Regions from separate parts of the Mus musculus genome. Here regions 1 and 3 are each linked to region 2. The links are chromatin loops, found by intact Hi-C in ENCODE. Cell type or tissue: left cerebral cortex. All regions are shown on one strand. Links, peaks and the distances in the headings refer to the core of each region. The heading gives the core; the rest is flanking DNA.

Evidence for each region. Hi-C counts contacts between places; a loop is a spot of excess contacts. Peaks named below come from ENCODE experiments on the same cell type or tissue, not always from the same donor. Only the 100,000 strongest peaks of a DNase experiment are listed, where the experiment ranks them.
Region 1: a loop joins it to region 2, with 2.9 times the contacts of the local background. A loop is called at or near these places in 5 of 42 quality-filtered maps.
Region 3: it touches region 2 in a loop (4-fold over the local background); 8 of 42 quality-filtered maps call a loop at or near these places.

Annotation. Positions count from the first base shown.
Region 1 is chr7:43,482,792-43,492,851 of GRCm38, forward strand. It overlaps Iglon5 (IgLON family member 5), which reads right to left and starts at 7,420. Exons shown (of 8, transcript NM_001164518.2): 1 at 7,154-7,420. The coding sequence starts at 7,232. 4931406B18Rik (RIKEN cDNA 4931406B18 gene) reads right to left here. Exons shown (of 8, transcript NM_028737.3): 8 at 9,253-10,060. In left cerebral cortex, for the core only: no CTCF peak of the experiment used is centred there; DNase peaks (open chromatin) are centred at 6,031, 6,852 and 7,539; H3K4me3 peaks cover 2,251 bases; H3K27ac peaks cover 2,212 bases.
Region 2 is chr7:43,557,125-43,567,184 of GRCm38, forward strand. It overlaps Zfp658 (zinc finger protein 658), which reads left to right and starts at 5,246. Exons shown (of 5, transcript NM_001008549.2): 1 at 5,246-5,297; 2 at 7,490-7,719. The coding sequence starts at 7,660. In left cerebral cortex, for the core only: a CTCF peak has its summit at 5,101; DNase peaks (open chromatin) are centred at 5,060 and 5,683; H3K4me3 peaks cover 1,892 bases; H3K27ac peaks cover 992 bases.
Region 3 is chr7:43,663,680-43,673,739 of GRCm38, forward strand. Ctu1 (cytosolic thiouridylase subunit 1) reads left to right here and starts at 8,352. Exons shown (of 3, transcript NM_145582.1): 1 at 8,352-8,396. It also overlaps a transcript of Siglece not described here. In left cerebral cortex, for the core only: a CTCF peak has its summit at 5,136; a DNase peak (open chromatin) is centred at 7,569; H3K4me3 peaks cover 82 bases; H3K27ac peaks cover 88 bases.

The DNA.
Region 1 (10,060 bases), core at 2,922-7,921, 74 kb before region 2:
GGTTTCCCTTTATGGTTCCACTGACAATAGCCTTGCTCCCCATACACAGCTGTAAAGTCCACTCACTTAGAATTGCAGGTACCTGCCTGAGCACACAACCACTATACCCAGTTTGGAAGGCTCTGGAGTCCCACTGCACCATCTGTCCAAGGGAACAGACAACCACATTGTCACATGCCCTCTGACACACAGGGGCTGCCCTGTCTAAGAATCTGGTGAGTATATCAGGAGGTCACCTCTGATCACACACACACACACACACACACACACACACACACACACACAAGTCTGAAAGTCACAGATCAAATACACACCCAGACTAAAGGAAGTGAGGGAATGTGAGATTTAGTTCAGGAACACAGCTGTGTGTGGCACCAAGACTCCTTCCTAGGCTGGTCAACCTAGACACACCCACAGCATGCTAAGCTCTTGTAGTTTCATAGAAAAGACCCTCAACCTCAGCCCACTGAGTTCCCCTGGAGTTTCCTGGGGACTGCAGGGTACTTAGCTCCCCCATCCCACAGTCGTGACAACGCAGGACACTCACAGATATTGCTGGAAGTCCCCATTGCTCTGAAGAGAAGACAGATGGGAACCAGTGAGCTGTCCAAGGTGCCGACCTTTGGAGCGGACATGTCTAGTCCCACCCGCGCAGGGTGAGTGTGAGAACGAGGGCCCCGGGATAAACAGTGGAGGCCCCAGTCACAGGAAGGAGCTCAGCCGTGCTCCTCCAGGCAGAGGGACCAGCACGAGTCACCCTTGCCATAGGAACCTTCCCAGCACTGCCATGGCCACTTCAGAAGTCTCCAATGGCCCCTGGGACCAACTGTCAAGTCTCAGTATCTCAGTGTCACCCTCCTGCCTCCAGTAGGGGTATCTTGTAGCCCATATATGCCTCTCTCTGCTCCTTAGTCCGCTGAGCCCTCAAATCCCTTCTTCTCCAGTGGCTCGGGTGAACTCTGGCCTCTGTGCTCAGGTCACGTAACCTTGAATCAAAGTGGTCTTGTCCTAGGAGACATGTGATAACTGAGCCTGTCTCTCAATGGGTCTTTAGCTCCTTGACTGTGAATATGGATACCTCAGGCCTGCATATATGTATCAAGACAAAAGCAAAATCCAAACAAAACAAAACAACAACAATCAAAAACAAAACAAACAGAAACAAAAACAAAGCAAACAACTAAAGCTCAGACTCAGAGATCTGGTGCTGGGCAACCTTGAGGGGCCCTAGCCCTTCTCTGGGCTTCATTCAAAGAGTGTGGCAATCAAGGCAGGCAGTAACTCATATACACAAAAACAACCTTTTTGTTTGTTTTGTTTTGAGACAGAGTTTCTCTACATAGTCCTGGCTGTCCTGGAACTCATGTAGACCAGGATAGTCTCAGACTTACAGAGATCTACCTGCCCCTGCCTCCCCAGTGCTGGGACTAAAGGTGTGGGCTGCCATGCCTGGCCCCAAAGATAATCTTAGGAGTTACTGAACATAAATCCGCCTGCTATTGCCTAAGTTTCCCAACTGTTGGCACGTGTAGGGCTGCAGCACAGTCCAGTTCAATGGCTAGCCCACAGCAAGTCTCGAAAGATGTTTAATGTGCTAATGTGTAAACCCTGCTTAGGCACACTCCCAAACTCCACCAAGACTGGCCTTCCTTCCTACAGAACTTGGGTACTCTCCATTGTAACTAAATTCACACATGACACCCATCTCCCTGACAGATTAGACATGTTTTAGGGGCAGAGCCTCACTGTGACTCAGACCTATGTCCCTAGTGTCTCCCAGTTCCCACTGGAGTTGTCTTGGAAATAACCATTGTCTGAATAAATATGGATGTATACCTGTGACTCTTCAACTCTTGAACTCCTTCTCATTCCTCAAATCCCTAACATAAATACCCCATTTAGGAAGAACTCTGTGACTGCTCAGGGAGCCCCTCCATGAGCATGAGTTCTAGGTGGCCAGTTTAAATGTCTATAGTACCTCCCTCATCTGACCTGGAATTTCTGGGTGAAGAAATTTTTAAAAATCAAGATTCAAGTATTTGTACTTTATGTGTACATATGTGTGCCTGTGTACATTTATGTGCACCATGTGCATGCAGAAGCATCCAGAGAGACCAGAATAGGGTGTTGGATCTCCTAGAAGTGGAGTTGGTGTCAGCTGAGAGATGCCATATGGATCCTGGAAGCCAAACCCAGGACTTCTGCAAGAGCAGCAAATGCTCTTGCCCACTTGGCCACATGGTTCACTCCCACATGTTTTTTTGTTTTGTTTTGTTTTGTTTTGTTTTTGTTTTTGTCTGTGTGACCCAGGTCTGTGCCTTGCTCAGATCAGGGAGGAGCCTGTGGAGAGGAAGGAGAAGGCTCTGAACACTTGTAACAGATTTCAGAGAAGCCTGGGCTAGGAAGCCCAGTGTCTACCCTGCCATGTCTTGACTACGCATCCCCATGGACTGAGCCTCAGTTTCCCCATCTGAAGAAAATGAAGAATAAGAATTCAATGCAAGTTTTTCTGGAGTGGTGCCTTCAGATGAGACAAGCAAATGGTCTGGCATCTGCATCTGACATATAAAATAGCCCTGGCACACCTAAAAGCACATTCTTTCCTTTCCTTTTCTTTTTTTTAAAGAATTGCAAACTGCCTTCTCTGACCTGGTGTCAGCCTCCCTGACTGGGGCAGCGGAAGGGCTGTCTAGTTGGCAGATATTTCTGAAGTCTGCCACTCCTGCAAGACACCCTGTCAATATGTGTTCTAGCAACCCTGCCCCTAGCTTGTCCCAGGAGAAAGGGTGGAGCCTCAGGATTAAGGGTCCCCCCGTCCCTCAGGTACAAACGTACCTCCATCACTCTGGGACTCAGTTTCTCCACTGGCAACTAAAAAGGATGATTAGCCTGCCTCTTCTACTGGATACAGGGTGGATTAGAGAGCTGCTGTGAACATCAGGCTTGGTGGCTCTTATCTGTAATACCAGCACTTGGAAAGTGAGGTAGGAGGATTGCCCCCAATTTAAGGTCATCTTAACTACAGAGTTCCAAGCTAGCCTGGGCTACAGACTGAGTTCCAGGTCAGTTTGAACCATAAAGTTCAACTAGGTCTCAAAAATCAATCAATCAATCAATCAATCAATCAATCAATCAGTCAGTCAATCAATCAATCAATCAATCAATCAATCAATCAAAGCAAGCAAGCAAGCAAGCAGGAAAGAGAGCTGAAGGTCTGAGAGACATCCTGTGAGGTCAGTTCTTTGCTCTTGTGAGATTTCCAGTCTAGACTAGCAGAATAAATCAATAAATAGAGGCCACAGTCAGAGGAAGAAGAGATTTCTGAAAAGCTCTGTGCCCAGAAATTAGTGGTGAGACTCTTTGAGAATCTGGATGAACCTCAGGCCAAGCTGGGATCCTTGGGTGGAGACTGGGCGGAGAATGATTCTACAGTCCTTGAAGTCATTGCTAGTGAGGAACCCTGGATCTGGAGACTTTGTGGGAGTTCCTGTAGGCGCCAGGGAAGAGATGCAGAGGGGGTAACCTCTGACACAACAGGCACCCAGGAGCCCACCTCTCTGCTAAACTCAGAAACCTGGGGGCTTCCACCCAGGTGATGTCTGGGTCCCCAAACATCAAGCCATGCTTTACTGCACATTTCTTGGGGGATCTATTCAAGGCTGGCTTCTCTTCTTCCTCAGGCCTCAACCCTCTTCTCACCTTCCTAGGGGTAGCTTTCTGGATGCCCTCCCCAAAATGGACAACACATTCTCGAGGGCACCGCTAGCTTCTTCCCATTATGTGATACTCTCTGAGATGAACTATCTACTTGTTTGCTAGATTTTTTTTCCCCATCTGATTCTTGACATGTCTTCTTTTCACTATAGACTCTATGAGACAGTGCTTGCTCTGGCTTGCTCCCTGTCCCTAACCACACAACACATTTCTCAGGAGCTCAGAATGACAGTATATGAAATATTTGCTAAGCCAATGAAGCAGGCGAGGAGGTACACGATTGTAATTCTGGTGCCGAGGACAGTAAGACATGACAACTGCTCCGAGCTTGAGGCCATCCTGGGCTATCCACAAAACAGGAAAACTACCTGACTGCCCAGTGTTCCAGACCAGCTTGGGCTGCCAAGGCTGAGTTCAATACTCTGGACCCACAAGGTGGAAAGAGAACTCCCACAAGCTGTTCTCTGACCTCCAACACACAGTTATGCAAATGAAATATAAAAATATAATATTTTTTAAAAAACGAAACAAGGGGGGAGGATCAAGAGTCAGAGCCTGATACAAGGATGCTGAGTTGGGTGGCACTGGGTTCATTCCTGGCTGCTGTGTGCACTGCCTTCTCCCCTCCAGCTGCCCCACGAGCAAGAGGCATCTCCCTACCAACACACACACTCTGCTGATTTTTTTAATGCAGTTAGTTTTGAGACAGTAGGTTGGTCAAATAGCCTAGGTTGGCTATGTAGCAGAGGCTGATCTTGAACCTCTGGTCTTCCTCCCTTGAACCTCTGTGCCTCTGCCTCCCAAGTGCAGGGAATACAGGTGTGCAAGCATCCTACCAACTAACTGAGCCACATCTCCAGTCAGCATAGTTTCCTTTTGTGGGTGAGTATGTAAATGTGTGGGTAGTGTTGGCATAAAAGATTTAGGCAGGGTGGGAAATGGAGGGGTTAATTGCAGGTTCATAGTTACACAGCCAGGGAGGTTTTGCTAAGTGTAAATAAGCCAACAACAGAGAAATGGGCTGTCCTGATTTCTACTTTAGGATGAAAACACTAGCAAGAACCAACCAGGCCTTCTTTGCTTTGCATTGAAAGTTGTGTGGAATGACTTTGTGAAAGGAAGAGAACGCTAAAGGAGTGTGCTCCTCTGCTGCCTGGCCCCTGATCCATTAGCTTCTCTCAGGTGTGTGTTAGAACTGGGCATGGTAGCCCATATCTATAGTCGCAGGATCTAGGAAGAAAAGGCAGGAGGATTGCCTACAGTTCAAGGCTGCCAGCATGGTCTACAACTATGGCTACATATTGAGACCTTAGCATGAGTATACACACACACACACACACACAGAGAGAGAGAGAGAGAGAGAGAGAGAGAGGGAGAGAGAGAGAGAGAGAGAGAGAGAGAGAGAGAGAGATTGAATGGTCCAGGCTTATGCCTGTAGTCAGCATTTGGGAGGCTGAGACACAAAGATCACCCTGAATTTCCAGGCCAGCTTGGACTACATAGTGAGACTCTGACTAGAAAAATACATAACTGTATATGAGCAAGCTGGGGTCTGGGATTTGGTTCATACATGCTCCTCATGAGAAACATGGATGCATACTTTACAAAATGGGGTGTCTTTCCTCTCCAAAGTAACAGTGGGATACAAATGGGGCACCTACCCAACAGGTAGATATATCTCAGTTCACCCCCACTGGGTCTCATCTTCTCTTGCTCAGTTTTCAGACGGGGTACCCAAGACCAGAGACCTGATCAAGGTCATATGGCTTTGACAAAAAAAGCCCCTCACCCGGAGGCATGTTCATAGTAATGTTTTGCAAATGGTTAGAGAGTAGTATTAGCAAATGGGACAGTCACTACCTTAAGAAGAGAGCTGGGTAGCAGTCAGGGTTCAAGGACGTACAGTAAGGGGAAGGAAGAAACAGATGCCACAGTGAATGAGGGTACAGTGTATAAGAGAGGGAGTAAGGGAGGTGGAGGGACTCAAACATGGGGGTTGGGGGATGGAGCTCAGTTAGAGAGGCAGATGTGCCACTGTGCAGAAAGCAGCAGGGATAGGAAAACAGCCCAGGGAGACAGGGAATGTCACCATCCAATAGCAGAGACTGGAGATAGGGCCCCCAGAAGCAGCCTACAGTAACAGGAGAGAAAGGCGCCAGGTCAGGCAGGGCTCAGCCTCCTACTGTGGTAAGGGGTGGACTTTCCAGCCCATTCCACTCCTGGCAGAATCCATGCCCTCCCCCATCGGATCTGTGCGTGGGCGGCCTGCGTGACTCTCTAGTCTGCAGGTGTGGCTTGGCTGTAAAGCTGTGATGTTTGTGTGGCTGTGGGTGACTTGATTGGAGGACCAGATAGCTGCTTCCTTTGGGGCTGCTGGGGTCACAATGTTGGGGACTACTGTCCCTGGTGGCATAGCATGACCCTGATTCTGGAATGCTTGATTGGACAAGGCCTGGAGGAAGTGATGTGGAAACACCAGATTAACACTTTCCTGGCTTCCTGGGTACCCACAGCTCAGCTTTCTGCCCATCCCTCTTCCTTCTGTGCCATTTCCTTGACTCTACGCTCCTTGACATGCCCTGCAGGGGAGGCACAGTCCTGAAGCATCCTCAGGGCAGGACTCACTCCTGCTGTTAGAGAGGGTCTCCAGGCCCACGGAACTGGCTGAGACTAGTAACCTTGGGATCCTGCATTAACCCTTCCTGTCCTGTCTTCTCCAGCCCAACCCCCACCCCAAATATTCATTCCATCAAAGACTTTTAAGATCAGAATTCTTAGTCTGGCACCTCAACTTTCTGGCTTTCCAGGACCATCTCCCAGTTAACTGCAAACACCCCAGATGCCGAGAGGAAAACCCGCATAGGGAGTTTCAACCCCTTTCCTGATATTCCTGGGACTGGGGATTTCAGTCTGTGGACAATCTGTCCTCATTGCTTGCTAACCCTGGGAACACATTCCCTCCTCTACCTTCACCTAAAGACGCAGAGCCCAGTCCCCAGGCAAGGACTGCGCAGGGAACCCTCTCCAAAAAACGCTAAGACAAGATCCCCCTCCACAAAACAGGGCATCATTCCAGGCCTGGTACCCCAACTCAGTTTGGAGACACTGCCCAGGTGAGGACTGTCATCCCAACGTCTGAGCCTCTCCCTGACCTAGAGCAGCGGTACATTCTTGCCGCCCCAGGCCGGCAGCAGGTGTCTGAGACCCCCTTGCTAGTGATGGAGCAGCTGACCAGACGAGGACGTGCATCCCTGTGCCCAGCGCGCATCCATGCACCCAAGGACCCCCTGCCCAGCCTAGGACTGCTGCCCAGGTCTCTGGCTCCAGACCTCCGCATCCCCCCGGGGGGAACTCCCTGTTTGCCCCCACCCCGGTCCTGTACCCCTTCCCAGGACCTCAGGGTTCCCCGCCGAGCCCCCCACCCCCGGCGCTGCGGTACCTCGGCTGATGACGGCCAGGCCGGCCAGGGCGGCGGCGGCGAGGAGCCGGAGCCGGGCCCCGGGCGCAGGGGGGGGCATCGCGGCGGCGCGGAGGGGGAGGGGAGGGGGCGGTCGGGGCGCGCGAGCCTGGGGGAGAGGGGGAGGGGGAGGGGAACCCCGCCTGCGGCTGCACCGGCCCGGGGGGCGGCGGGGGCGGGGGGAGGGGGCTGGGGGGGCGCGACGAGGTGGCCGGAGCTGCTGCAGACCCAGGGAGGGGGGGTGGTGCTGACGGGCAGGGAGAACGGCCAATCAGGGCAGGAGGGGGGCCGCGGAGGCGGGGCCGGGGGGGGTTGCTCGTTGGAGGGAGAGGCCTTTGTTACTGTGGCCCTGCCCCTCCTCCGCCCTCCCCCGGGCAACCGGCGTCCTCCTGGTCTCCAGAATCCTGGCCTGAGATGCACTTCATCCAGCTGCCTTCTGCTGAAGGAGCCCAACCCTCCTGCAGACTCCGGCTCTGTCCCTCCTCCCTCGGACCCAAGGTGTACAGACCCCAGAGCCTCCTCCCTTAGTCATAGGAGTCTAGACCAAATCTTCCTCTCTCAGACCCAGGTGCAAGAGCCCCAACCTTCTTCCTCAGACCCAGATGCACAGACCCTAGCCTCCTCCGTCAGACCTTGGGAGTCCAGGAACCAGCCTCCTCCCTTAGACAGGGTCCAATCTCAGTTTCTTCCCTCAGACCCAGAGATCCAACTCCCATACAAACAAATAAATTTACTTAATTTCTTTTTGAAGAGCTAAGTTAGCTAAGAAACAGTGGGGAAATAGTTCCCTTTTCATGTTTTGTGATGGGGGGAGGTCCCCACTCTTTGGACTCAATTCAGCTCGCATAAGTTGTAGGAGAATTCACTGAATCCCTAATTTGAACCCAAGACCTTGCTTGGGCTTCCCAGGCAAGACATATACCCCTTAGCCAGCCCCTATCCCTTCAATGCGGGACTCTAGGCAAATGCTTTACCTCTGAGCACGCCCTCTCACTGGAGGGGAGCCTAGGCAGATGTGCTACTTCTGAGTCACACTCAAGGCTCTCACTGTCGGGGGGTTCTAGGCAGGGACTCTCACTAAGCCACACCCCTAGCTCTTCACTTGGGCATTCTAGGCTGGCAATCTACTGTTGACCTGTAGCCCCAGCCTTAATGAGTCCTTAACGTAGGCAAGTGGAAAACAGGCAAAGGGCAGCGACCGCCAGTGTGTGACAGAATGGCACAGAGCAGGTCAGGTACATAGCACACAGGTCAGTTCTACCCACTCTGCCCCACTGGGCACCACCGCGGACCGTTTCCTGTTCCTTGAAGTATTGCAGGTTTGATGTCTATTAAATACTTTTCTCATTGTGGTGACAACATTTCTGGCACGAGCAACTTAAGAAGCAAGGGTTTGATTTCGGTTGAACATCCTAATCTGGAGAACTGAAATTCAAATCACTCTAAATTCTGAAGCGTTAGATTTTTAAAAATATTTTATTCATTTTGGTGTGGTGTTGCCCACCTGTAATCCCAGCACTGGAGAGGTGGAGGCAGGGAGATCAGGAGTTCAGGTCATCCTTGGCTACACATCAAGTTCAAGGCTAGCCTGGACTAGATCAGATCCTTTCTCAAAGTGTTTCAGGTTCTGATGCATTTTGGGTTTTATATTTTTGGATTTAGAGAAGCTCACGATGTCATAGTGTTTGGATCTTGTCTCTTGACTCTGTGAAGCCACCTCTGGGTGGGTTGAGTGAGAATGGCTCCTTCTTGTCCTGTATTTGAATGCTTGGCCTTCCCTATTTGGGAGGGGTTGGTAGGTGTGGCCATGTTGGAGGAGGTGTGTCACTCAAGGAGGAGTTGGAGGTTGTCAAAGCCTACCACATTCCCACTTAGCATTTGTATGTTCTCTGTCTTTACCCTGTGCTTGTGAATGAGATGTGAGCCCCCTACTGCTCCAATGCCATGCCTATCTGCCTACTATGCTCCCCCTATAATGGTCATGGACTCTAAGCCTCTGGAACTGTAAGCCCTCAATAAACTCTTCCTTCTATAAGTTGCCTTGGTCATGGTGTTTTGTAACAGCAATTGAAACGTGCCTAAGACATCACCCTTTATTGACTGCACTGCGCAAAAAAGAACACAGTCTCTACACAGTGCTACTTTGCTGTGAGTGGCAGAAGGACCCTGGAGGGACTCTGCAAGGAGGAACACAGCATGTCTTCCTTGCCCCTCTTCCCAGAGACTTCTTAACCCATGACTGCCTCCGTTTCCTGCTCTGTAAGGTGGATGTGTTGAACCTATCAAGTCCCGGGGGTTGCTGGATTGATTAGGTCTCAGACTGAAGTCTCAGTTGCTCCCTTCATCTGTAGGAATGAGGGATGTCACACAGCTGTCTGCCTGATCCTCTCTTTCTGATATATTCTGCCATCTCTCCAGAGCCAACCACCTGCTGCTGACTAAATTATAACCATTCCCTTGGTGCTTAGTCGTCCTTTGATCTGAAATAAAGAGAGAGAGAGAGAGAGAGAGAGAGAGAGAGAGAGAGAGAGAGAGAGAGAGAGAGAGAGAGAGAGGAAGGAAGGAAGGAAGGAAGAAAAAAAGAAAGAAAGAAAGAAAAGAAAAAGGCAGTCGAAAGTAGGAAAGAAAGATAGAAAGAAAGAAAGAAAGAAAGAAAGGAAGGAAGAAAGAAAGAAAGAAAGAAAGAAAGAAAGAAAGAAAGAAAGAAAGAAAGGAAGAAAGGGAGGGAGGAAGAAAAGAAGAGAAAAAGGCAGTCCTGAGGTGACCAAGCCTAGATGGGGACAGAAGCATTCTCCTCTATGGGATATCTGGCTTTCTATACCCCTACTGAATAAATATGTGCCTTGGTCTGGATGGTCACCAGTCCATCCTGACCATGTGTTCCCACAG
Region 2 (10,060 bases), core at 2,430-7,429:
CGGAGTGGAGTTCAGAGTATGTTTAAACTGTGAGTTAAATTCCATAGGGTGGGGAGCATGTCAAATTCCAGAAATAGGTTAAAGCACAGTCAGACTTGAGTTTTGCAGTAAATAGAAATGAATTTATTCTGACCTTATAGCAAAATGGCTTCCAACCTTAAGATGGAGTCAGGCTAGTCCATCCATGGGGCCATTGATTCAGGTAAGGTTTGTGGGCTTAGAGGAGGGAGAGTAGTGGACCATCAGTGGCCATGCTAAGCCAGGCCATACTGGATCCATCACAAAGAAGAGTCCTGAAGGACATTAAATGCTGGGTTTCCACATCACTATCCAAGAGACGAATCCATGACAGTGTCTAAATAACCCACGTGTGTTCGTGTCTTGCTGGCTTCTCCCCCTTCTTCCTGTGGAATCTCATGCCAAGCGAGACCAGAGCATTCACTGTGGGCATGTAGGAGACCGGATGCAGCAGCTACCTCCCCTGAGCCCAGGTCGTGGGCCCTAAGGGTGGTTGAGGGAGAGACTGATACCCAGACCACAGGACCCAACTGTGGAAGACAGCCTTCTTCCCTGCAATGGCTATTCTTAGCTGTCATGTTGACTACATCTGGAATCAAGCCCAGGGGCTGGGCACTCCTGTGAAGGGTTTTTCTTGACTGAATTATTTAAGGTTGGAAGACCCACCTTTAATCCTGATCGCTTGAGGTGGGGAGATCTATCTTAAATCTGAGCCACGCCTTCTTATGGCAGCCTATGTGAAAGACACGGGAGAAGTGCTTGTTCTTTGCCTGCCTGCGTTTGCTCTTGCTCACTTCAATTACTGGTATCCGAGTCTACTTCTTTAGGTCTTCAGCACATGCTAAAGACATCCAGCCTTGTGGACTGAACAGACATTGCACTCTTCTCATCAGAGGACAGCCATTGTTGGAAAACTAAGGCCATAGACTGTAACCTACTGTAAGCTACTTTAATAAATCCAGCGTGTGTGTGTGTGTGTGTGTGTGTGTGTTCTGTTTCTCTAGAGATCTCTACTCTTCAAATGGGAACATTTTTGATAGCTCCAGTATGGTGAGTAACTATCAGTACCCACAAACTTCCTGCCTGGATACTAAACCTTAAGCTGTTTAGAACTGGGGATCTAGGATGCAGTCTCTGCCTTTCTCTCACCTGTTTTGTTCTATGAGCAGGGCTCACCTGAAGGAGAGGAAGCAGATACCAAGAAGTGGAAATTTGATAGCAGCCTCAACCATGGCCACCAGAACCAGCTCGACCAGGGCCCTGATTTCCCTGAAGAAATGAAGATGGAGATGAATTTGCCTGTTAAGCCTTCTCTAAGTAGCACTTACAATACTGTCCTACAAACCTCAGTTCACCCACAGACCTGAGAGTGCATCAGCCCAGCCTCCCTGACTCCCTCATTCCACTGTCCAACAATATATCAGGAAAAAAAATCACTTTCTATCATAAATGCACTTCAGTCACAGAGACATGGTGGTTATCTGTGATCCTACTAACCAGAAAGATGGAACAATAGGACTGTGATTCAAAGACAGCCTGGGTTACTCTCCATGAAAGAAATCAAAACCAACAAACCAAATAGGAGAGGGGGAGAAATATTTGGATTCACAATAGAAAATATCGAGAACCTACAGAACTTGGGAGCAGGATTGCAAACTGTGGAAAGAGGTAGTTGTCAAGTACACAAAAACAATTCTTCAATTTTTTTTTTATATTTTTACTTGCCTGTATGTATGTATGTATGTATGTATGTATGTATGTATGTATGTATGTGTGCCATGTGAGTGTAGCCACCTGTGGCCACACTAACTGGGTTCCTGGGTGGGAGGCAGGAGCTGTATGGGAGAGAACGATGACGAGAGAAATAATGGAGGCCAAGACATGCTTCTGTTCAAGGACCCCAAGTTTACTAAGAGTCTGTGCTTATAAAGGGGGTAGGCCTATCCCCCCGCCAATCCATTCTTGGTGCCTGTTGCCAGCCTGTAGGTGGACTGCCGGATGCTGTCTCAGACTCTTAGTAAACTTGGGGGGCCTTGAACAGAAACATGTCTTGGCCTCCATTATTTCTCTCGTCGTTCTCTCCCATACAGCTCCTGCCTCCCTCTCAGGATCCCAGTTAGTGTGGCCGCAGGAGGCTCACAGGTACAGACCAAAGAAATGATTGCACCAAAGTCCATCTTAGTGAACCAGTGCGTTTACTGGGCTTACTTAAAGATCCAGACGCATGGGTAGCTGAAATAGCTGCCTTTCAGAACCATCCTACCCCTTAAGTGCCGGGCAACTGTGGAACCCGTATCACCAAAGTCTCCTCACAGCAGCTGTTGAGGCGAAGCCCTTTCAGCTCCCCTCATAATTCCTTTATAATACTAGAGAAAATACTTCCTGAGAAAAGGGCCCCACGACATTCTTTCACACACATATCTCTAGTCCCAGAGTCCTCAATCTTTTAACTTTTCCATGTAATAGCTACTCATTGAAAGCTGAGCATCTAGAAATAGTAATTTGGACATTTCAGGCAAAATCAAATCCTGTTAAATGGATTCCATTTGTTTCTATTCCAGTGTGACTACTAGAATCTCTGAATTAATTTGCAGCTCCATTTGAACTTCCACTTGAGAGCTCTGGCCTAGAAACATGGCCAGATTATAGTTTGATGCCTTTTTCCTCCATAATCAATTCAGTGTGTATAGCATGCATGCTTTATTGCACCCCACCAGGTCATCTTGCCCTGCTGATATTGAAATTTATTACTACATCCAAGTTGTATTACTCAGTACACTATAAAGTGTACACTACACTACAAAGATCTCAGTACAGTGTTACCTTCCTGGTTTAGAGACCATTGGTGAGCAGAAAAGTGTTACTATTGTAACCTCCATTCAGGCTGCACTTATTGTCTCCAGTCCTTCTGCAATGCAGATCTGGCCACCATCCAATCTTCACTTAGCCTTACCTTGATTCCTGTAGGAAAGCTAATCCTTTTGAAGTATGTCTATGATCATCTCAGCCTTGTACTTAAAATGCTTATGTGGCCATTCACTCCGCTCCTCTCTGGGACTTAGCTCAGTTGGCAGAATGCTTGCCCAGGGAGAAACCCTGGGCTTGATATCCTGCACTGCATACATTATACTCCTGTAATCTAACCACGCAGGAGGTGGAGGCAGGAGGATCAGAACTTGAGCTGATCTTTGGCTTCACAGGAAATTTGAGGCTAACCTGGGGCACATAAGACCCTATTTATAAATAAATAATTGCTTATGCTCTTTCACAGTCATTTCCAGCTCAGCTCCTTCTTTGGGATTTGGGTGACACCTATAATCTCACCATCACGGGACCTCCTCTCTCACATGCAGCTCCAGGAATTTATTATGAACTTCCTTATTTATCCACCCTCACTTCCACTCTTTTCTGGAAAATTCTGTTCTCCACCTCATGCTTAAAACATCTCAGGTCCAATTTAAGGTGTTGTGCCCTGAGTACTGTAGCAACTACTTCCAGGTACCTAATTTACCCTCCTAGACAGTTTGTTTTGTATACATTTCTGTTATTTCTTTTAATATAGCATCTCACTGTGTAGCCCTAGCTGGCCTGGAACTCACTGTATAAACCAGGCTGGTCTGGAACTCACAAAAATCTGCTTACCTCTGCCTTCCAAGTGCTGGGATTAAGGTTGTGTTCCACCATGCCTGACCTACAATGTTTTTCAGGGTATCTGTGGTTCAGCCTCCTGATGCATGGGGTGGTTTTATGGTATGGACAGGGCAACTTCCTCAGCTGCCCATTAGGTCAGTCTCATGGAGCACAAAGAAGGAGAGGCATACAGTTTCAGCTTCTTTTGTGCTTCATCACCTCCACAGGGCAAGTGCTCCATCTTCCTGGTGGACTGACTGTGACTCAGGCTGCAAGACAGATGGGCACTGTACCACATTTACAGCCTAGAGAGGTCATAAGCATAAGGAGAGAGCCTGTGGAAGAGCAAGGTGGTGCCCGGGAGGCAATAAGTGCGTGTGGGTATCAATCATATGCTAAGATGTAGCAGAGAATCGATCAGAAGTTGATATTTGCATATTAACTTTTATGTGGTTTAATATAATTTGGCATGTGGTGATGGGTGGCTGAGACTACTTTTTGGGACCCCCGGAGCTGTATCTTTGGACACAAAACCCTGGTCACAAGAGCACCAGTACTATAATTTGTTCTCAAGACAATCAAAATCATATGTGAAGCTAGGCATGATGGCATATCCCCCCCACCCCCCAGCCCTGGAAAGCAGAAGCAGGGGATCATACCATGTTCAATGCTATACTCTTGTCTACACAGAACTAGAGAACGCTAACCTGAGATACTGCACACAATCGTTCATTTTGTTCAGATATTCGACTTTGGCCTATGGATTTATTCCCTCTACTGTACTGCACGTTTTCGTCATCAATTGATCTCTCACCATTTATCATTATCTCCCTCTCCACCTTCCTCTACACTATTTCTTATATATGCAAAACACACAATAAATAATGAAGAATTAAAATAAAAACACTTGTCATTGACAACAGATTTTCTCCACCTCTGGTCCCCATGAAAAGCCTCAGTGTCACATTTATTTCAGACCTTCATCTTTAAAGATTCCACATGGCTTCAATTCCCATTTCCCAACAAACCTAGTTTTTTTTTTCTTTATATTTATTAATTTATTTTTTATTTACTTCTTAGTTTAGAGGAAAAAAATCTTTTAAGTCCCTGAGAATATACAGAAAAAAAAATGGTATTTTTAGTAATATGCAGCATCCCGGTCTCTTGGAAATAACTGATATACACGTATAGGTAGGAAGTAAAATCCCCTGAAAATATGAGACAGCCTTGGACTTTCACTGTGTCACAGTCCACAAGCTTTGCCTGCTTATGTGCACACTGTGATGGTGGTCCCTGTATCATTGTATTGTGGGAGTGGCCATGACAGCTCCTAAAGGAACAGAAACTACAGGAAGATCCAAGTGAAGTATTGGCAAGTTGTAGCGTCACAAATAGTAGCGCGCATGCGCTTCGCCAGCCTCCACAAGGGGAAAAAAGGGGGTGTGGGAGGGTGGCGAAGAACACTGATTCGCAGTAAACGGAAGTGGTCTCGAGCGGTCATATCCGCTTAAATCTCCGCGCAGATCAGTTCTGTTATTGTTGCCCGCACTCCAGGAGAGTTTGGATTCTAACACTGAGGGCCCGGGGGCGGAAGTCGCAGGGAGGGACACTGCGCGTCCTGTGCAGAGTTCTCTGCATTGTTGTGAGAGGTGAGCGGCAGGGGCGCAGGGAGGATGCTGTGCTGTTGAGCGCTGATTTGTGTTGAGTGACAGCTGACACAGCTACTGGAGGGATGCCCTGGTTGAGCTGGGGTGGGAATCCTATGGGAGTTGGGAGAGCAGGGTTGCTGAGAGAGACAGACAGTGCAGCCAGCTACCGCAAGCCTGGGGCTAGCGTCTCTGAGGGCGATCGCGCTGCTTTCTAGTAGTAGCCTGCGAGAAGAGAACAGGCAGATACAAATGGAAAATGAGATTATTTGTGGTTTGGGCTTAATTTGGGAAAGCCAGCCATTCTCGGTCAGCCTGTGGCTTCTGCCTGCGGAACTAATACTAAGAACACGTGGAACAAAAGCCAGGGGATTTGCATATGCAAAGAGGGCACAGGCATCGGAGCTGCAAGTTGAGCCTTTGTGCAGGTAGCAAGGCTTGTAAAACAGGACCTTTTCGTTCCCAGCATGTAGTCTCCTGTAGAGAGCTAGCGCTGCAAAGCAAACGTTTAAAAGGCAAATCCTAATCCCCGGGCCGTTTTATGTGAGGGCTGGGACATGAGGCGGGTCAATGCTGCCTCTGCTGAGACCATATGGTCACAATAAGAGTCAGTGATTGGCACTTGAGCAGAAGGACCCTGTGTCCTTATTGGAGGTTGTATGTTCCTTGGGTATCACTATTGAGTTTATTGAAGATTCTCTGGAAACTAGTAAATTGTCATCTTGGCTGCCAAAGTAATAACGTTCTGGGGAACTAGGTATGCCCATTTTAACCCCGTGGTTAAATTAATCCTGTGGTCAGTCCACTTATCAGAGGTTACTTAAAGTCCAGAATGACAGTGAATATGTCCTGTGTACCATAAAAACATTGTGGACAAGGGAGAAATGTTTTGTGTCGAGGGCCTGGTGTTTATGTGCAGGGTTTCCAAGTCAGGGAAGGGATTGAGCCATTGAATTTAAGGAAGAGAAACAGGATGTCAATGTGGGCATAGATGAAAACGAAAATGTCTAGACAGGCACAGAGAGCCAGGAGTGGCCATCACCACACCACACTGCACCACATCTCTGCTCTCAGAAGGAGAAAGGGTTCTGGGTGCTGGGCACACAGAGACCGCCCGAGATCATGGGCACTGGGTGTGGTTTAGAGTAGGGAAGGAACGGGACTGGTCCTGCTCTTCCTCTTAGGGTGTGTTCTGGAACAGCCCATAAGCTTAGTTGTCATTTCTGAGAGAGAAATGGTTGTATCAATGCTGGTGGCATGCTTAAAAGAGCTCTCGTGAGAGCTGGGCACAATGGCGCACACCTTTAGTCCCAGCACTCAGGAAGCAGAGAGCCGCAGGCCAGCTACAGCAACACAGTGAGGCCATGTCTCAAAAAGTTGGGGACTGGGGAGGGCTGTGTCTGAACAGCTTAGCAAAGCTCAGAAAAAGGAGCAGCCTGAGCAGCTTGCTCGTTCTCATGTGTCTTTCTGTGTGGGTTCTGAGGGCAGGCTGAGCGTCATATCACTGCAGATCCCCAGTGCCCATGGTACACACCTGCGCCCTCACTGTGGCATCAGCGAGGTTAATTCCTTATCTCCTCACAAGTCAAAGGTACAGCAGCTGCAGTGAATCCTTCCTAACTATCGTGTTTGGCGTGTAATTCAGGGAAGGGGAGTTGTTTGGGGTTTTGGCATGTGTGTTGTATGTAGTCTATGCATGTGGGTGTGGGCATAGGTGCGAGTCTGTAAGTGCACCTGCACTGAGGCCAGAGTAAGCTACTGAGTGTCGTGTTCCATCACCCCAGCCTTATTCCCGTGAGGTTGGGTCTGTTGAGGTTGGGTCTGTCGCTGAACCTGGAGCTAGGCGGATAGCCAGTGAGCCCAGAGGTCCTCCTCTCTTTGTCCCACACAGCACTGGACTTACAGGCATTTGTAGCCAAGCCTGCCTTTTTCAGATAGCTAGGTATTTGAACTCAGGGCCTCTCGTTGGTGCAGCAAGCTCTCTTACCCACTGCGCCATCTTCCCAGACCCCAGATTATGGTGTTTGGGTTTTCTTTGTCATCACCCTGGTCAATACCAGACAGGGCTTTTCTGAGTATTATCTGTTCTAGCATGTCTACACTGGGCATGTCTTGGGCACTTAGAAACTCATGGGCAAATGTTGGCTGAGGATACAAGGTCATTCCCTCACTGGGGCTTTCTGCTGTCTCTTTAGGTCAAAGGCAGGCCACATCAGCCAGGCTGGGGGATTTTTCTACCTCACCACAGCTGGCCTCTCTGCTCAGCTGCTCTCCTGGGAACCTCTAGCCACTCAACCAGCTTCCAGTTCCTGAGAAAAATTGCATCTGCCAGCAAAGAGGCAAGAGAGGAAACATACCTGCTGACATGAAATTGTCCCAGAAGGCCCAGAGACTGCACCCACAGGAGCAGGAAGGGTCCCGTGAGGTAAGCAGCAGCTGCCGAGGGCCCAGTTCTCTAAAACTGGAGGACAGACATGGGAAGTAGCAGATCCTGGGCTCCTCCAGCTAAGAGCAGAGCACAGGGGCCAGTGCTCCTGTACCTCCTAGTCTGTCATGTCACTCATTGTCCTGCCTCCTGGTGCTTAGGTAGATGCAGCCCTCAAACCTGTGCCCCCCCCCCCAATATCCTCAGTCCTGTATCTTCTTGTCCCATTTCATAGCCACTGTAATTTTGTGAGTCTCTTGAAGGAGTTCATTTGCCATGGATTCGTAGCGGGTAAGTCTTAGAGATGAGTGACTGAGGATGCCTTGCCAAAAAATAAGATCCATACTGTTTATGGCTCTAGAGGCAGTGAGACCTGGGAGAATGGAGCCAAGAAATAAGGCTGTCTTAGTTAGGGTTTTGCTGCTGTGAGCAGACACCATGACCAAGGCAACTCTTATGAAGACATTTAGTTGGGGCTGGCTTACAGGTTCAGAGAATCAGTCTATTATTCTGAAGGCGGGAACATGGCGGCACCCAGGCAGGCATGGTGCAGGCAGAGCTGAAATCTTCATCTGAAGGCTGCTAGCAGAATACTGGCTTCTAGGCAGCTAGGATGATGCTCTTAAAGCCCACACCCACAGTGACACACCTACTCTAATAGGGCCACACCTTCCAATAGTGCCTGCCACTCCCTGGGTAGAACATACATAAACCATAACAGAGGCCGACTAAAGTCTCATGCAGTGACCAACTTTATTCCAAGCATCAGACAATTTATATTCAGAGGGCTTAAGGGGAGTCACATGTGTAAGGTGTGTCTAATCACAAGGGCAAGGTTTATGGGGCAGACAAGCCACACACAGCAAAACCATGTTTTTCCAGAGACACGTAAACAAATAACAATACCCAGTTGTAATGAGTAACCTGAAGTAAATTCACTCCTATCCACTTGACCTGGAAGGAGCATGAAAACCCATTCCAAGGACAACTCCATAGTTTTTGAAGAAACTGAGGTCACAGATCTTGTCTGCTCACAAGCATTCAGACTTCTCACACAGCTCCATGACTGGACAAGATTCTTCCAGTATACCATACATGCCATTACTTATATATGAAATAACTTGTCAGATGTATGCACACACTGTAGAGATGCATTGGAAATATTTCTGTAGCAGCACCTGTCCTTTGGCTAGAGTCAGTGTGTAGGTTGGGAAACACTTTCTTATTCTCCCTGAAGTCTCTGTATGCTGTGTGAATCAGAAATTTATTTCCTTTTCACTCCCTCTTCTGGAAATCCTGCCATTCAAACTTGATTCCCCACTGTATTTTTTAAATTATTGATTGTTTAGATTTTGTTTTCATTCATTGTAGGGGAATGGTACGTGCATACTCAGGCATTGTGTGGAAGTCAGAGGACAACTTCCAGCTCTCTCTCTCTCTCTTTCTCTCTCTCTCTTTCTCTCTCTCTCTGTATATCTTGGTCAAGCAGGGCAGCAATCATTTTTACCTGCTGAGCCATCTCCTTCACCCTAATTCTCTATATTAAAGTTTTTTTGATTTTTTTCCTTTTTCTGGCAGAATATTTATTTAACTTTCTAATCTGTCTAATACTTGTTATTGTTTTGTTTGTTTGTTTGTTTGTTTGAGACAGAGTCTCATTGTGTAGCCTTCTCTGGCTAGAATTCACAGCCTAGACCAGATTAGCCGTGAACTGATAGCCATCCACCTGCCTTTTTCTTCAGAGCACTGGGATTAAAGGCGTGCACCACACCTACCTGTTATTGTCTTAAGAGACAATTTCAAGCTTTTTTTTTTTTTAATTTGTAATATATCTTTCAGTGAGTTGTCTTCTGGCTCGTGGATGGATTATTTATGTCCAAAGATCCTGGAGGTATTTGATGTGGGATTTTTCTGAATTAGTGAAAATGAAAATGAACTCCCCAAGTTAAAATGAAACATCGCTGTCGATTTTGTGCAAACTCTTTAGTCTTGAGTACTCCTCCCTCGCCTGGTTCTCAATGAATCATGATAATTCACCACTCCACTGAGCTGCCTTCCCTGAAGCCTAGAATAATGTTAGTTCTAAGTGTCAAACTGCTTATTCTTTTTTGAAGTATTAGTGACAACCCATGTCTGGCTGCTTTGGGGATGAAAATCTGAGTGTACAAGAGATGGATATTTTTATGAACTTTCTTAACTTCTGAAATATTTATATAGCACACATTATATAATATATATTTATATTATATATGATTCATATAATATGGAATAGATATTTTCTGGAAAGCTGAATGATCTGTCATAGTAAAGAACCGCTGAGCTGCTGTGCTGTGTGCCCTGT
Region 3 (10,060 bases), core at 2,897-7,896, 110 kb after region 2:
CGTCTTTGGCATCCTACCATATACTGAAGACCAGATGAGACATTAAGCCTCAATGACCGAACAACTACTGGGTCCTTGTCCTTTCCATTGGTAGTCATCCATTGTTGAAGTAGATGAACCATAGGCTGTATATCATTCTACTATAACCCCCACGTGTGTATATATGTGATATATATCATATTCATTTTATAAATATCCAGTTCCTTGAGAGAACCCTGATTAATACATGTGGGCTTAAGTATGTTTGTCCATCATCCTCAACTAACAATTTCTCTCTCTCTCTCTCTTCTCTCTCACTCTCTTTCTCTAGCGCCACTTTCTGAATTTTCAATTGTCAACCAACCTTTCCCCCATCTTCGCCCAAATACTCTCTTCTAGTTACTAGAAATTGCAGCAATTCAGTGGTCAGAAGGGCTGGGCCATTGCCTCTCTGGTTCTCTCTTGTCCCCATTTTGTAAAAAAGCAGTACAGGAAGAAAAGACCCTGAGAATCTGTATCTAAGAGAGGAACTTATGACACATAGCCCTTAAGAATTGAGAAGATACACATGTCTCTTCCTCATTTTCAGAAGACACCGAGTTCCAGAATGGAAGTGCTAAAGTCCCTACAACACAAATGTTAAGATCCTTTTCCCCAAGGCTATGGTGTTAAGACGTGGGTCCTTGTGGGTGGAGGGAATGTGTATGTATGTGTGTGTGTGTATGTGTGTGTGTTTGGGGTGGGGGGCAGTGCACTTGCCTGTGCACATGCATGCACATATAAAATCCCGAATTCTACTTTGGGTATATTCTTCCTCTGTCACTCTCCACCTTACTTTTTGAGCAGGTTCTGTGGTGGTCAATTTGACAAAACCTAAGATCACTTGGGAGATGGGCCTCTGCTCATGCCTGTGGGGGGCTTATCTTGATTAGATGAATTGAGGTGGGAAGATGCTTTCTCTGTGGGTGGTACCATTCCTTAGGCTGGGATCCTGGATTGTATGAAAAGGAGAAACTGAGCTGAGCACCACCAAACATTGCTCTCTGCTTCCTGATTGTGGATGCTTTGAGCTCCTGCTGTCCTGACTTCTCTCCCACAACAGTATCTTGAACTTAGAGTGTAAATAAATAGTTCTCCTATAAGTTGCTTTTGTTAGGGTATTTCATCAACAAAAACAAACAAACAAACAAGCACACACCTAAGGTAGTCCCCTCCCCACCCCACCCCCACTAGCCAGTGACTCCCTGGCATCTGCCTAGTGTTTCCCCCACACTCCAGCACTGTCAATACAGCCATGCACCCTGCCCTTGGATTTTATGTGGAGCTGGGCGTCTGAACTCAGACCCTCATGCTTGTGTAGTGAACACTTCAATGAGCCACGGAGGTGAGTTGTCTAGTGTTTTAGTCATGGTTTCTATTGCTGTGATGCAACCCCAAATCTGAAAGCAACTTGGGGAGGAAAGGGTTTGTTTAACTCACAGTTCCACATAACAACACTTCATCGTCAGAATCAGGAAGGGCAGGAGTTCAGGCAGGGCAAGAATCTGGAGGCAGTGGAAGTTCCAAAAGCCATAGGTGAGTGCTGCTTGCTGGCTTGCTCCCCATGGGTTGCTCAGTCTGCTGTCTTAGAGAATCCAGGACCACCAGTCCTGGGCTGGTCCCATCCACAATGGTCTGGGCCATCCCTTGTTAATCACTAATTAAGAAAATGCCTTACAGGTTTGCCAACAGTCCTATCTTACAGGAGTATTTTATTCATTGAAACTCCCTTCTCTGGTGACTCTACTTGTGTCAAGTTGACATAAAACTAGCCATCACACTTAGGTAGGAATTAGGTCACAGGGATGGGCCCACACAAATTGGACTAATGCTACTTATATAAGAGACCCAAGGGAGGTTGCTTGCTTGTTCGACCACAAGACAAAGTATCATTTTCAAGAACATACACTTTCACAGGATATTGAATCTGCCAGGGCACCAATTAACCTCCTGCTCTATAAGGAGTAAACCTCTGATATCTGTAAGCTTTATAGTTTGTGGTATCTTGCCATATAAATCTCAATAGTATGGGCAGGGAATTGTCTAATTGCATGCATTCTCCACCTCACACGCCATTGGTCAACTATTGTCTACTGGGATCAAATTAATACGTATGAATTGTTGCCCATGACCCATGGTACTCTGGATGGAACTTCATTCATTCATTCATTCCATTCATTATTCATTCATTTGCCTGGTAGAACACATTCATGCTATGTCTTCAGGTCTCCAGAAAAGGCAGGTAGGGCAGATCTAGTGGACAGCTGTAGCCCGTCTTTGGCTACTTTGTGGGTTGTTCTTTCTTCCATCCTTCTACACTCTTTTTTTCCCCCACACTTTAACCCCTGTCTTAGGGTTTCCATTGCTGGGAAGAGACACCATGACCAAGGCAACTCTTATAAGGACAATATTTAATTGGGGCTGGCTTAGAGGTTCAGTCCATTATCATCAAGGTCGGAGCATGGCAGCATCCAGGCAGGCATGAGAGAAGGGGCTGTGGGTTCTACATCTTGTTCTGGAGGGATCCAGGGGAAGACTGGCAAAGCCCACCCTGACAATAACATACTTCCTCCAACAAGGACATACCTCCTAATAGTATCACTCCCTGTGGGTCAAGCATTCAAACACACAAGTCTATGGGTGCCAAACCTATTGAAACCACTAATTTCTCCTAACTATAGATAGGAGAGAAAAAAGGATAGAGGGGGGAGGGGTGATATTATCATTAGATTACTTCCTGCTGATTGGGAGTGTAAAGTTCCTTGGGGCAAGTTTGATCTTCACCATCAGGATATTTAATTTCTTCTTGTTTCTTCTTAACAACTACTTAACAAACCCCGACCAACCCAGCAACAACAACCACCCAACCTATTAGGGCTCTAGCATTTATATACCCTCTGAAAAGTCCCCTGAATTTCAAATGTCACACAATTGCAGAAACTATTTGCAGCTGGCAAAATCACACCCCTGCTAGAGTATGACTGACTGCAAATCACAGTCAGCTGCTGTGGACAACCTGAAGCAGCCCCATATCCCACACCTGGGACTAAAATAAAAACATATTACCATAGTATGTCTGTGCTTTTCAAAGAAAGCAAAATTCTCGCTACGGGAAGCAATATCTTGATGGGTGACAGGTATGCCCATGAGAGCTGGGGATGCCCTCTGTCTCTGCCCAGGACAGACTGGTTCTGGAGAGCTTTAAATAAGAGGATGATGCTGTCCATGGTGTCAATGGAGACTGAGCCATTGCTGTCCCCGCAGAAGAGCCTGGTCACACAGAACAGAGGCCCTGGTCTGGAGTCAAAGGGCTAGCATGGACATACCGAGGAGACTCCGTGCTGCCCATCCTCGGGGATAGGAAGTGACGGCACTAAGTTGTTCTCTATGTACGTGTCTCGTTGATCCTCTCATCATCCCTGAGAGGTTGTGATTCCGCCCCACAACAGATCATGCAAGGCATCACATGCTTAAGTGAGTGAGCACGTGAGGGAAGTATTCTCTAAACAACCACAAGCATTTCCTATACAAATATGACATTCCACTCAGTATAAGAGACACTGATCACCATCATCATCACCATCACCATCATCATCATCATTATCTCTGCCTCTTCTAAAGTGTTAAGGCCTAGGTAACTGTTATCTTTCAAGCGGGCCATTTTGTGCTGTTACTAATGATACAAGGAAACTTTCTCAAATGCTGTAATCACGGTTACTAGGAAACGTTCTCATGCCAAGCTGATTATGAAAGATCCTGACAGAATGTAAAAGGTCACAGAAGCCCTGAAATTGGCAAGATAGATGTCAGTGTTAGCAGAACTAGCTTCACTGATTTAGAAAAATAGAGGTGCACAATGCTCTGGCCACTCCTCGAACCTGTGTGTCTGCCAATGTTCTGACCAGGTGGTGTGTGCCCATTGCTGCACCTTCATTAGACTCTTTCCTTGTACCCTTCCCATACCCATTTCTTGAGAATAGACATTGTTTAGATCTGGAAATCCCCTACTCTCCCCCTTCTCCTTTCTCCCCCGAGGGCCTATAAAAACTGGGACCTCTTTCCCTGCGTGGTATATGAGTCGTCCCCAGAGCTCTGGCTTTCCCCGAATAAAGCCTCATGTGGTTTGCAACAAGCTCGGTCTATCGTGAGTTCTTGGGTGTCCGATATTGTCCTGAGGCCTGAGCGAGGGGCTCCTTTCGGAGTCTTTCAATTACATATCTTGTTATAGTCTATGCTTTGGTGTTTTCCCATCATAATAAAAGTCATCTAGAACTGCTTTGTATAGTTAGCCCCAAGAAGTCTGGACCAGAACCAATGGCCAGGCAGCACTTCCTGCACCTGTGTCTGAGCTTTTATGATTTTTCCCTTTTTATAAGCCACCCTCGGAATGGACCCCAACATAAGAGAGACACCTGCACCAATATAAAAAGCTATTTGGAGTAAGACTTCCATTTTGAGTGGAGTAAAGTTTAAGTTCCCAAGACCTCCTTGGGAACTGACATTGTATTTGGCAGAAAGAGACATATTGCACGGGTAACTGACATGCTAGTAGGCAAGTTAGAACATGAATGTTAGGCAAGGCAAATCCTCACCACAGTTGAATACCCCTACGAATGGGAGCAGCATTACGTGTATAAGCAAGACATGTTCCTGAGGAAGTCCCCTACATCCTGACTTGTGAATTAACTTGGCACAAATGTTTGTGGATTTTAGGCTTAAAAACCCTATAGGATCCTAACTCAATGTCACAGCCACCTCCCAAGTCTGATCTATGGCCCTGATTGATCAGTCTTGGGGTGTGCCATCTAATAAAGTATCCCCGTTTGACCGAGATCATTGTCTGAGTGGTTTGCGTGGTGGTTCCCAGACCCCAACCTAAAATATGAATTGAGCCTATGATCATGTATGTGTGTGAAGGGTACATTCATGTAGGAAGAGTCACCTCATGTTTGCATGCATGTGGAGGTCAGAGGACAACCTCACTAATCTGGGGCTTCTCGGGTAGACATAAGCTTTAACAGTAAGTTAACTGGCTAACCAGTAAATCAGGGGCGGGGGAGTCCTCTGTCTGTCTGTCTCTTCCCACCCCCTACCGGTGAGTCTGGAATTACAAGTGCATGCTACCATGCCTGGGTTTTTAAAATGTGTGCCTTTTAAAAGGCTCTGAGGCCCCAATAGCTCAACCTCAATCCTCAACTCATAGATTTATGGGGCTTCTAGAAACCTGAGGAATTCTTGGCTCTCTTATGGAGAGTGGCCTGTGTGGGTGAGTGCTTGAGGTCAGCCATCCCGCCCCAGCAAAGGTTGCCCTCTCAAGTGTCACGTCCTGAAAGAGCCCAGAACAAAACTGAGGGTGCAGTGAAGCCAGTGTGGCCTTGTTGATTCACATCTCTTAAGACACAAATAAGCTCTGATGCTTAGCAAAAGATGAGCAAAGCCGCAGCCCACGGGGACCGTGACTAATACAGAAAGGTAAGACCTCTGTGGCCCTGTGAATGAAAACGGCCTCATAGGCTCATAGGGACTGGCACTACTGGGAGGTGTGGTCTTGTCGGAGTAAATGTGTCACTGGGGAAAGGTGACAGAAACCCTAAGACAACGTAAAAAGAAGGAAATTGCCTCAATTGAGAAATTGCCTCAATCCCATTGGCCTATGTGAGATCTTATTGATTGCTGACTGATATGGGAGGACCCAGCACACTGTAGATGGCACCACTCCTGGGAAGGTGGACCTCCCATGGCACCACTCCTGGGAAGGTGGACCTCCCATGGCACCACTCCTGGGAAGGTGGTCCTCCTAGTATTATGAAAGCAGTTAAATGTGAGCCAGGAAGTAAGTAAGTAGAGTTCCTCCAAGGTTTCTGCTTCAAGCTCCTGACTTGAGCTCCTCCCATGGCTTCCCTTAACGATGGACTGTGCTCTCTAAGCTAAAATAAATGCAAATTAGTTCCGGTCAGTGTTTTATCACAGCAGCAGGGAAGCAAATTAGGACACGAAGCCATAAACTCAACCAGAAAGGTGGGGCCTGGACTCCTTTCTTTCTCTCCTCACTCAAGAACTCAGAACAACTGAGACTTAAGTTCGCCAACTCATGAGCTCTCCTAGGAATCCCTAGTCCTCTGGACCTCTTAGTGTGCTCCCCCCTGAGCCCCAGACCTGGAAGTTTCTCCATTTTACACAACAACACCGACCCCAGAAAACTGCCTGCCCAGGACTTGGTCACACATTTCTTTAGGGCTGTGGAGGGGACCAACCAGATGTCTGCGTTGGTCCTTGATTCTCTGCAGTGTGGTGAAGTCTTTCTCCTTCTTCCCTTACTTAGCTGGAATCAATTTGTCTGGGATGCTGATGAAGAGGGGCTTGGCACATAAGGACCACAGGACAGAGTAGACAGGCCAGACAAGTGGGCTCGCTCTAAGCTTGCTCTATCTAAGCTCGCTCTATCTATCTAAGCTCGCTCTATCTGTGGTGCTGAAGCACTATTCCCATAGCCTAGGTCAGCAGTTCTCATGCTGTAGGCTGTGACCCTTTTGGGGTCACAGGAGTTGCTTAAGACCATTGGAAAACACAGATACACACATTATGAGTCATAAGAGCAGCAAAATTACAATTATGAGGTTGCAACAAAAATAATTTTATGACTGGGGTCACCACAACATGAGGAACTGTGTGAAAGAGTTGCAAAATTAAGAAGGTTGAGAACCACGGAGCTGAACCCAGGCTGGTAGCTCAGGGCCGTAATTCCAGCTACTTGGAGGACCGAGGCAAAGGATTATAAGTTTGAGGACTGCACTGGCCACATGGCGAGACCCTGTTTAAATTTAAAAAGCATAGAAGTGGTGCATTCTGGGGCTATAGCTCAGTATTAGAGTGCTTACCTAATACCAATACTGAGGAGTTGGGGCATGGCTCACTATTAAAACCTCTGCCTAGAGTTTCTCCAATGAGGTGCTGGGAATATACCTAGCTTAGTAATAGAGCATCCACTTAGAATCCCCTAATGAGAGGCTAGGGTGTGGCACAGTGTTAAAACCCCTGCCTAGAATTTCCCAGTAAGTTCCTGGGTAGTAAGTGGCTCAATAATCGAGTCCCTACCTAGAATCCCCTAGTGAGGGGCTGGAGTGTGGTTCGTCGGTAGAAAGCTGTCTGAAACTGGAGAATGATCCACAGTAGGAATGCTTTTCATTTCAAGTGCATAAACAGCAAACTGCAGAAAGATAATGGGGCACCAGGTCAGACATGAAACAAACATCCAGTAGAAACAGACTGGGGAAGCTGGGAACCACACACAGTCTGCAGGAGGCTGAAGAAGAGGATCCCAGGAAGACAGACTCCCAACTAACCATTCCCACCACAGATGTCCTATGGGATGAGAAGTAGCAGAGGTCTCTGGGAATGGGTCCCATCCTATCTGTGTTCAAGGATACACTATTTTTCTTCTAAGAACTTACTCTCCTGTTCTTAAGGAAGTAGCGTTTCCACTTTATTTGGCTGTTCTCTTTCACTTTCTCACAGGACCAGGAAGCCGGCTGGTGACTGAGGAAGCGGTCTTGGAGAACGCTTTAAGACAAAATGCTTGGGTCTAAAGTCGGGCTGGGACGCCAGGTTCCCGGTGACCTTAAACAGTACAAGACGACAATTTACTGATGTGTATTACAATAGCTTACATAGCTGTGTGTCATCTGGACTCCTTCCACCTTTGTGAGAAAGGAAGGAAGGAAGGAAGGAAGGAAGGAAGGAAGGAAGGAAGGAAGGAAGGAAGGAAGACAGAAAGGGGCAAGATTGCATACACCTTTTATCTTAGCACTCTGGAGGCAGATGCAGGTGGGTCTCTGAGTTCAAGGCCAGCCTGGTCTATATGGCTAGTTCCTCCAGGACAGCCTAGGCTACATGGTAAGATCCTGGGGAGAGAATCAAAGAAAGAGAGAGCAAGGGAGAGAGACACAGAGAAGAGGGAGGGGGAAACAGTAACAGAGACTGAGAAGCAAGCAAGTAGCAGAAGTATATGATAGTCCACAAAACTAGGAAATTATACTGCAGCCATTCTGATTTCAACCACTTCTGATTTCAACTTCCCTTCTGGTGACCTCGCGTTGCCGGACAACATCAGGATTCTGGGCTCGGTTCCCAGGCCCTGGTGTGCGCCCTACAGAGTCGGCCCGTGGGGAGGCATTTGGCAGAAGGAAAGCTGTACTCTCAAGTGTTTCTGGGAATTGGAGTCCAAGCTGCTGTAGAGTTACAGGCCCGCGTCTGGAGCTGTTGCATTCTGGAAGTCGTAGGCAAAGCAGTTCAAGGCCTTATGGGAATTGTAGTCCCAGGGCATTTTTCCGCTCCAGGCTTCCGCGTGGCAGGCAGAGTACTCAGCTCGTTCCACTCAGGTTAGTGTTCCTCTTCCTCCGGTTCCTACGGGCTTGGGGCCATGGTGCCACGGGAGAGCTGAAGGTCTTTCTAGAGATTTGGCACTCGCTTTTATGATTGTCAACTCGCGTTCTGGCCAGGATCTCCTAGTCTGGTCTCTTGCCAGGCCGCTTTGTTCATTTGGTGGTAACAGATCATCTGCCTTCTCTTGCCCCTGTTAAATATGTTCTGGTGACGCCTCTTCTGCCCTTTAGGAGAGTTGGCCACCCGGAGGCACCCCTGAAATTTGTTTTGTAGATCAGGCTAGCCTGGAACTTGCAGAAATTCAACTGCCACTTCCTCTTGAGTGTTGGGATTAAAGGCGTGCACCACCACGCCTGTTATTACCTCGGGGGTTTGCCGCCAGTCTGTACACAATTCTTTCCCCCATCATCCCAGATACTTACTTAATTAGCATAAGCCCTGTTCGCTCCGTCAGCTAAAGACTACTGATATATCTATCAACCAGGTTCCCTCCATGATCTCAGGGCTACTACTGATGTGGTATCCCCCTTTTCTGTTTCTGCGTGTGTCTGTAAGCTACTCCTTACAATAGCAACCCCCTCACAGGATTAGATGACTGAGAACAGAGAGTGTATTTACACGCCATTCTGCATAAATGCGGGGGTAGAAGGTGGTGGGCACTCTCAGGAGACAGATAAGCCAGGCAGAAGGGACAGATTTGGGGAGCACTTGAAAGGTGCCCTGCAAGGATCCTAAGTGGGTCGTTAGGAGGTCAAGCCTGGAGGCACCTCTGAGCCTGATGATTCTAGGGCTTGCTGGGCAGGGCGTGAGGAGAAGTGAGGAGAGACTGGTGTGAACCTAATCCGGGCGAGAGGAAGGGGAGAAACAAAGGCTGAGGAGGATAGTTCAAGGGGCAGTGCTCAGCCAGGAGAGTTAGGGGAGTCTTGAGGGCTGCTTGCTGGGTTCAGTGATCAGAAAGAACTCTTTGGGCCAGAGGAAAGGAGTGTTCCTGGGATACTTGAGAGCATTCTGGAAAGGAGCCACGGGGCCTCCCAAGCATCATTCACGGACCTGTCAAAAAGGTAACTGGGCTGGATCTGCAGGTTGTTATATGCAAATTGTCGTGAAGGAGGGGAGGCCAAGGCAGAGACCAGTGACCCAGACAAGCAGGCTGTGCCAGTGTTCTGAGTTGTGCAGGATAATCAAACAATGAGGGTCACCTTAGAATGTAATCGGGCTCCAAGGCAGCAAGGAGGTCCAGCCTCAATGAACTGAACGTCAGGCTCTTTCTTTTTATTTAGCGTTTACTTTAGGTTGTGTCTCCTTTAGGACAGGTACTTCTGGGCAGCAGAAAAACTTTTAAAATAAAATAAGAATTAGGTTGCATAGTTAAATAATATGTGAAGATTTAGGTGGAGGTAGTCTTTTTTTTTCTTCACAAAAGTTGTTTTTTTTGGGGGGGGGGGTTAAAAAGTTTCTCAAACCAAAACTCCTCATCAAAGGAAACATCACACCCCTGAAACTTTGGTCCCTCTTGTGGACTGTTTGCTGTACTCAATAATGCAAGACATCGCATATGTATCAGGACTGTCTTGTACCAAGTCATGCCAAGGCCCTAAAGCTCCTTCAGAAAACAACTTCATAGACAATAGAAAATGATCTACGTCTTCTGCGATGACGT